Linked DNA regions of Homo sapiens: region 2 is linked to region 1. A link is an interaction called in ENCODE POLR2A ChIA-PET data of the cell type or tissue named here. Cell type or tissue: A673. All regions are shown on one strand. Links, peaks and the distances in the headings refer to the core of each region. The heading gives the core; the rest is flanking DNA.

Region 1 (4,394 bases), core at 197-4,196:
CTAAAGAGGAGGTTATTGGGGCAATAGGGGACATTTGAATATAGGCTTTATATTGAAGGAGTTCAGGATATGCCACCCAAAATGTGCCACTTTGGATTAAGGATCATTATTATTATTATTATTATTATTTTGAGACAGGGTCTCTGTCACCCAAGCTGCAGTGCAGTGGCACAATCTCGGCTCACTGCAACCTCTGCCTCCTAGGTTCAAGCGATTCTCGTGCCTCAGCCTCCCAAGTAGCTGCGATTACAGGTGTGTGCCACCACTCCCCATTCATTGATTAAGGATTATTTTGAGCTGGCCAGGCGTGGTGGCACATGCCTGTAATCCCAGCACTTGGGGAGGCCACTGTGGGGGGATTGCTTGAGCTCAGGAGTTCCAGACCAGCTTGGGCAACGTGGTGAAACCTTGTCTCTACAAAAAATACAAAATATAAAAAATTTGCCAGGCATGGTGGTGCATGTCTATAATCCCAGCTACTTGGGAGGCTGAGGCAGGAGGATTGCTTGAGCCCAGGAGATTGAGGTTGCAGACCACTACACTCCAGCCTGGGAAACAGAGTGAGACTCTGTCTCAAAAAAAAGGATTATTTTGGGATAAAGGCACTTTAAAAACAAACAAACAAAATCAGGTGCAAAAAGGTTGCTGTGGGTTGGGCATGGTCGCTCAGGCCTGTCATCCCAGCACTTTGGGAGGCAAAGGCAGGCAGACCACCTGAGGTCAGGAGTTCGAGACCAGCCTGACCAACTTGGAGAAACCTCATCTCTACTAAAAATACAAAATTATCCGGGCGTGGTGGCGCATGCCTGTAATCCCAGCTACTAGGGAGGCTGAGGTAGGAGAATTGCGTGAACCTGGGAGGCAGAGGTTGCAGTGAGCCTCTGACCTTCTTTTTTTCTTCCTGAAAGCAAGAGATGAAATTCCATATGGAAGACTTTTCTCTATACGAGGAGAAAATTAGCATTCCTTTCATCCATGGCAGGAAGTTGAAGCCAAAATAAATCTGTACAAACAAAGCTTGTTAAAGCCAGCTCTTCCTAGTCTCTTCTCTACCCAGTTAACCACCCTAACCCACACCCACGCCACTTTGCCTTGTCACGTTTTCACAGTTTACTACTCTGTGTCCAAATCTGCATGTAAGTGTTTGGCTCTGTTTCCTTGAGTCTTCTTTTCCTTAGGACGGCTCACGTGTTATGTAAATGTACGTTAAATAAATGTGTATGCTTTTCTCCTACTAATCTGTCTCATGTCAGTTTAATTCTCAGGCCCAGCAGAAAACTCTAAAAGGGTATAGGTAAAATTTTGCCTCCTCTACAATATAATGAATTTATATCGAAGCCAGATTTCCTGATTTTTATAACCATATGTCAGGGACTGCACTCCAGATATAATACATGCTAAATAATTTGGGGGTAGATAGGCATGGTGGCTCACACCTGTAATCCCAGCACTCTGAGACACCAAGGCAGAAGGACTGCCCCTGACGTCAGGAGTTGGAGTCCAGCCTGGGCAAAATAGCAAGACCCCATCTCTACTAAAAATGAAAAAAATTATCCAGGTGTGGCGGCATGAGCCTATAGTCCTAGATACTCAGGAGATGGAGGCAGGAGGAGATATATATATCTGTATATATTCAAAAATATATATGCATAGTATATCAAGAGAGAATACGATAAAGCAAATGTGACAAAATGCTAACAACTGGTGAATCTGGATGAAGGTGTATAGAAATTCTCTGTACTATGCTTGCGACTTTTCTGGACATTTGAAATTATTTCGGAGAAGTTTACTTTTTGAGGAAAAGGTAAATACAGGCCGAGCGCAGTGGCTCACGCCTGTAATCTCAGCACTTTGGGAGGCCAAGGCAGGTGGATCACCTAAGGTCAGGAGTTCGAGACCAGCCTGGCCAACATGGTGAAACCCTATCTCTACTAAAAATGTACAAATTAGCTGGGCATGGTGGTGCATGCCTGTAATCCCAACTACTCAGAGGCTGAGGGAGGAGAATCGCTTGAACCCAGGAGGCAGAGGTTGCAATGAGCCGAGATAGTGCCATTGCACTCCAGCCTGGGCAACAAGAGCGAAATTCCATCTAAAAAAAAAAAAGGTAAATATGAAGAACCTGAGATTCAAAACTCCTGACTGAAATCAAGGTTTGTTGGATGTTAGTGACCCCCGCCCTACTGCAGAATCATCCAGAAATTTCTAGATAGGAAAAAGGCTCTGGCTGAATCATGAAAGGGGAGCTGGATGCCTCTCTGACCAACATAACGGTTAACATTTACCGTGTGCCTCCTCTGCCAAGCCTCACTGTAAGCTTCTTACATGCATCAAACTGATTTCATGCTCACCACATCCCCTTGAGTCAATGCTGTTATTATTCCTCATTTTGTCAGATGAGGAAATAAAAGCTTAGGGTGTTCCAGTGTACACAGATGGGAAGTCATGGATCCTGGATTTGACTGCAGTCCTTTTGCCTAGAGTTTATTGCTTTAGCTAGTCTATACTATCCTAATGGTACCTTGATCAGGTTGAACCAGGGCATACCAGATCTGGGAGGTATAGTCAGGCTCCATTTTGGCAAGACTGGCCTGGTAGTCTGCATCCTTCAAAGGCTAGAATGCCTTCTTGTCTGGCTGTGGGTCTTCGGTCACTGGGTACGTGCTAATAGAGGCTGCACGATGTTTGGAAAAGATGTTGCCATTCTATGCCCTTTGCTGCCTCGGGCCCAGGGGCTCCTAGGGCAGCGATGCTGTGGAATCTGAGTGAGCCAGACACACTTGGCCTCAAATCCCGGGTGAGCTGTGTGATATTAGGCAGGGAATTTCACCCTGCTTGCTAAGCCTCGTTGATTAAATATGTAGTGAAAGCCTGGCTTGTGCTAAGGGCATAAGAAGGTGAATCTGACATGGCCCTTGCTGACTTCAAGGAGCTCACAGTCAGGACGGAGGTGGGGGCAACTGGGGCCCCTGGAGGGGTCCATAATGTGAGGAGAAGAGCTTCAGGAAAGCCTGTGTAGAATCTGTTTTACAGCTTCATGAAGATATAATTGGCATACAATAAACTGCACATATTTAAAGTATACAATTTGATGAATTTTGACACAACTTATAACCTGTGAAAGCATCTCCACAATCAAGATAAAGGGTGTATTCATCACTCTCAAGTTTCCTAGTACTCCTTGGTAATCCCCTCACTTCAACTAGGTAACCAGTGATCCAATTAGACTAGCTTGCATAATTTTCTAGAATTTTATATAATTCTATATACATTATGCGTATGTGTGTGTGTATTGCTTTGGCGAGCTCTTTTATTAGGAATGTTCATCTTTTGTCTGTTATATGTGTGGCAAACACTTCCTTCCAGTCTGTTGGTAGGGTTTCAACCTTATTTATGGGGTGTTTTGGCATCAGAAGGGTTCGGTGTTTTGCACTTCAGCCTATGGATTTTTTTCTTTTTCTTTTTTTTTTTTTTGAGATGGAGTCTTGCTCTTTCACCCAGGCTGGAATGCAGTGGTGCAATCTCAGCTCACTGCAACCTCCACCTCCCGGGTTCAAGCGATTCTCCTGCCTCAGCTCCCCCGAGTAGCTGGGATTACGGGCACCTGCCACTACGCCCGGCTAATTTTTGTATTTTTAGTAGAGATGGGGTTTCACCATGTTGGCCAGGCTGGTCTTGAACTCCTGACCTCAGGTGATCCACCCACCTCAGCTCCCAGAGTGCTAGGATTACAGGCGTGAGCCACCACAATTGGCCCAGTCTATGGATTTTTAAAAAATAACTTGGGCTTGTCTTCCTTGCTGAAGAAGGCTGTTTTCCAGCCTGTCACACAGCAGTTAGGCTGTAGACCCTCACTGGAGCCCCTGCCCTGCAGAATCGAGCACATGTTCTTTCTGGGTCTGTGTGGGGTGTGGGTGTGGTCAGGACACCGTCTGTGACCTTATTTACTGGGGACGTCCCCTGCTTGAGGAGAATATCCAGGCAAGGTCTCCTCACTCTCCTTAGCCACCATCCAGCTTGGCCAAGAGGCCTCCCCATGATTCCTCCCACGCCAGGGCCTCGCCTTTGTTTTTCACTGTTAGGGGCTGGCGAGTCACTGACCCGCCCCCCTCCCTGCTGCCCAAACCACTTCTGTTTCCTGAAGGCGCCTTGGGAATGCTGAGTCGCGATTTCCTCATCCCCTCGTGCAGCTGCATTTCTGCTGCGTCATGTTTGGGAGGGGGGACTCGCGGAAACAAAGGGAAGGCGGATTTTGCTAGATTTTGCTGAGTCACCAGTGCCTCCTCAGCTTCTCTTTAGGTGGGAGGTGAAAGGGCAGCTTTAATGGTAGGCAGGAGGAAGTGAAACTTCTAGAAAACGGCAGAAGCCTCTTGTTTGTCTTTTCTAAGTCTGTG
Region 2 (4,394 bases), core at 310-4,309, 720 kb after region 1:
ATTTATGCAGCCAAAAAACACATGAAAAAATGCTCACCATCACTGGCCATCAGAGAAATGCAAATCAAAACCACAATGAGATACCATCTCACACCAGTTAGAATGGCAACCATTAAAAAGTAAGGAAACAACAGGTGCTGGAGAGGATGTGGAGAAATAGGAACACTTTTACACTGTTGGTGGGACTGTAAACTAGTTCAACCATTGTGGAAGTCAGTGTGGCGATTCCTCAGGGATCTAGAACTAGAAATACCATTTGACCCAGCCATCCCATTACTGGGTATATACCCAAAGGACTATAAATCATGCTGCTATAAAGACACATGCACACGTATGTTTATTGCGGCATTATTCACAATAGCAAAGACTTGGAACCAACCCAAATGTCCAACAATGATAGACTGGATTAAGAAAATGTGGGACATACACACCATGGAATACTATGCAGCCATAAAAAATGACGAGTTCATGTCCTTTGTAGGGACATGGATAAAATTGGAAATCATCATTCTCAGTAAACTATTGCAAGAACAAAAAACCAAACACCACATATTCTCACTCATAGGTGGGAATTGAACAATGAGAACACATGGACACAGGAAGGGGAACATCACACTCTGGGGACTATTGTGGGGTGGGGGGAGGGGGGAGGGATAGCACTGGGAGATAAACCTAATGCTAGATGACGAGTTAGTGGGTGCAGCGCACCAGCATGGCACATGTATACATATGTAACTAACCTGCACATTGTGCACATGTACCCTAAAACTTAAAGTATGATAATAATAAATTTTAAAAAAATTTATTTTGAAAAAAAAAAAAAAAAAAAAAAAGAATTGGCTAACCCCAGGAGAGGCAGTCACTCCCCAGCCAGGAAGGTTTCTGGATGCCAAAACATCATAAGACACAGAAAATAAAAAATATAGGGCTGGGCGCAGTGGCTCATGCCTATAATCCCAGCACTTTGGGAGGGCGAGGCGGGCAGATCACCTGAGGTCAGGAGTTGGAGACCAGCCTGGCTAACATGGTGAAACCCCGTCTCTACTAAAAATACAAAAATTATCCGGGCGTGGTGGCGGGCGCCTGTAGTCCCAGCTACTTAGGAGGCTGAGGCAGGAGAAACTCTTAAACCCAGGAGGCAGAGGTTGCAGTGAACTGAGATCACGCCACTGCACTTAAGCCTGGGCAACAGAGTGAGACTGTCTCAAAAAAAAAAAAAAGAAAGAAAAGAAAAAATATAAACTATACACATCACAAATTGCCCCCAAAACAACCAACAACAAACGTTGATCATCTCACAGTTTCTGTGGGACAGGAACCTGGGTGCAGATTGCAGGGTCCTCCAGCCCAGGGTGTCTCCCAGGGCAGCAATCATGAGGTTGCCTGGGACCACAGCCCCCTCAAAATCCATCTGAGCAGGATTCACTGTCAGGCTCACTCGAGTGGCAGGACTGAGTTGTTCCAGGGCTTTTGGCCTAAGGGCTTCGGTTCCCTGCCATCTGAGCCTTTCCACAAAGCAGCTCACACTATACAGCTGGCTTTCTCAAAGGGAGCGAGTGGGAGCAAGGGAGACGGCACCAGCAAGACAGAGTCACAGTCTCTTTTTATTTTAATTAATTTTTTTAATTTTTTTTTTTTTAGACAGTCTCCCTCTGTTGCCCAGGCTGGAGTGCAGTGGCACGATCTTGGCCCACTGTAACCTCTGCCTCCCAGGTTCAAGTGATTCTCCTGCCTCAGCCTCCCGAGTAGCTGGGATTACAGGCACCCGCCACAACGCCGGGATAATTTTTCTATTTTTAGTAGAGACGGGGTTTCACCATGTTGGCCAGACTGGTCTCCAACTCCTGACCTCAGGCGATCGCCTGCTTCGGCCTCCCAAAGTGCTGGGATTACAGGCGTGAGCCACCACGACCAGCCTATTAATTTTTTTTTTAATAGTGGCCAAATATATATAACACAAAATTTATTGTTTTAACCATTTTAAAGTGTACCATGAAAATGTACACCATTGTACATACACATTCACAGTGGCGGCACTGGGCATATTCAGAATGTTGCACAATCATAATTTCTATGCATTTCCAGAACTTCATCATGATCCCAAAAAGAAACTCTGTACCCATTAAACAATACCTCCCCATTCCCCCTTCTCCTCAGTCCCTGCTGGCCACTATTCTACTTTCTGTCTCCATGAATTTGACTACTCCAAGTATCTCATATGAGTGGAACCCTTCAATATTTGTCTCTTTGACTGGCTTATTTAGCTTCACATAAGGTCCTCAGGGTTTGTCCATATTGTAGCATATGTAAGAATTTACTTCTTTTTTTTTTTTTTTTTTTTATTTGACAGGGTGTTGCTCTGTCTGTCACCCAGACTGAAGTGCGGCAGTGCGATCTCTGCTCATTGCAGCCTGGACCTCCTGGGCTCCAGTCATCCTCCCACCTCAGCCTCCTGAGTAGCTGGGACTAGTCATCCTCCCACCTCAGCCTCCAGAGTAGCCAGGACTACAGGCATGTGCCACCTCGCCCAGCTAATTTTTGTAGAGAGGGGGTTTCACTGTGTTGGCTAGGCTGGTCTCCAACTCGTGACCTCAAGCGATCCATCCACGTCAGCCTTTCTTTCTTTTTTTTTTTTTTGAGACAGAGTCTTGCTCTGTCACCCAGGCTGGAGTGCAGTGAGTGGCGCAGTCTCGGCTCACTGCAAGCTCCACCTCCCGGGTTCACGCCATTCTCCTGCCTCAGCCTCTCCGAGTAGCTGGGACTACAGGCGCCCGCCACCACGCTCGGCTAATTTTTTTGTATTTTTAGTAGAGACGGGGTTTCACCATGGTTTCGATCTCCTGACCTCGTGATCCGCCCGCCTCGGCCTCCCAAAGTGCTGGGATTACAAGCATGAGCCACCGCGCCCGGCCTCACGTCAGCCTTTCAAAGTGCTGGGATTACAGGCCTGAGCCACTGTGCCCAGCCAGAATTTACTTCCTTTTTCTTTTTTTTTGAGACAGAGTTTTGCTCTTTCACCCAGGCTGGAGTGAATTGCCGTGATCTCGGCTAACTGCAACCTCTGCCTCCCAGGTTCAAGTGATTCGCCTGCCTCAGCCTCCTGAGTAGCTGGGATTACAGGCATGCACCACCACGCCCAGCTAATTTTTGTATTTTTTGCAGAGAGAGGGTTTCACCATGTTGGCCAGGCTGGTCTTGAACTCCTGACCTCAGGTAATCCACCAGCCTCGGCCTCCCAAAGTGCTGGGATTACAGGCATGAGCCACCGTGCCCTGCCAATTTACTTCCTTTTTAAGTCTAAACGATATTCCATTGTATGGATAGACCACATGTTTTTTAATCTATTCATCTGCGAGTGGACATTTGGCTTGTTTCCACCTTCTGGCTATTGTGAACAATGCTGCTATGAACATTGTGGCACAAATATCTGTCTGAGTCCCTGCTTTCAGCTCTTTTGGGTATATACCCAGAAGTGGAATTGGTAGATCATATGATAATTATATATTTATTCTTAATGGCTGGATGCGGTGGCTCACACCTGTAATCCTAGCACTTTGGGAGGCCAAGGTGGTTGGGTCAGGAGTTCGAGGCCAGCCTAGCCAACATGATGAAACTCCGTTTCTACTAAAAATACAAAAATTAGCTGGGCATGGTGGTGCACACCTGTAATCCCAGCTACTTGGGAGGCTGAGGCATGAGAATCGCTTGAACCCAGGAGGTGGAGGTTGCAGTGAGCTGAGATTGCACCCTTGCACTCCAGCCTGGGCAACAAGAGTGAGACTCTGTGTCAGAAAGCAAAACAAAATAAAAACAAAAATACAAAAAAAGAATGAGGTAATCTGTGTCTAGTGATAAGGAAGGGCCAGCAAGAATGTCAGACATATGTCAATATGTGGTAGATATATTGTTAAGGAAAACAAAGTGGGTTACAGAACAATATATTTTTGTAAAATAAAGCCGTATTTGTGTATATATAGATGTACTTATTCTATCTCTATTTAAGTCTCTATCTGTATCTGTATCCAGCTCTAGTATGTATCTATCTCTATCCATCCATTCCTCCATCTTTGTAGAAGGATAAGATAGTAGACATTGCTTATCCAGAAACATATATTTCCACTTTATTTATTTATTTATTTATTTATTTTGAGACGGAGTCTCACTCTGTTGCCCAGGCTGGAGTGCAGTGGCACGATCTCGGCTCACTGCAAGCCCTGCCTCCCGGGTTCACGCCATTCTCCTGCCTCAGCCTCCTGAGTAGCTGGGACGACAGGCTCCTGCCACCAGGCCTGGCTAATTTTTTGTATTTTTAGTAGAGACAGGGTTTCACCGTGTTAGCCAGGATGGTCTCCATCTCCTGACCTCGTGATCTGCCCTCCTCGGCCTCCCAAAGT

The links. ChIA-PET counts read pairs that join two places held together with the same protein. Peaks named below come from ENCODE experiments on the same cell type or tissue, not always from the same donor. Only the 100,000 strongest peaks of a DNase experiment are listed, where the experiment ranks them.
Region 2: POLR2A ChIA-PET joins it to region 1 with 8 read pairs; 2 of 35 experiments call an interaction of 5 or more read pairs at or near these places.

Annotation. Positions count from the first base shown.
Region 1 is chr22:35,372,892-35,377,285 of GRCh38, forward strand. No RefSeq gene overlaps it. Among named protein-coding and RNA genes, the nearest start is that of HMOX1, 6.0 kb to the right of the region's middle. RefSeq lists enhancers at 3,646-4,394, 3,943-4,394. In A673, for the core only: no CTCF peak of the experiment used is centred there; no DNase peak of the experiment used is centred there; H3K27ac peaks cover 761 bases.
Region 2 is chr22:36,090,521-36,094,914 of GRCh38, forward strand. No RefSeq gene overlaps it. Among named protein-coding and RNA genes, the nearest start is that of RBFOX2, 64 kb to the left of the region's middle. In A673, for the core only: no CTCF peak of the experiment used is centred there; no DNase peak of the experiment used is centred there.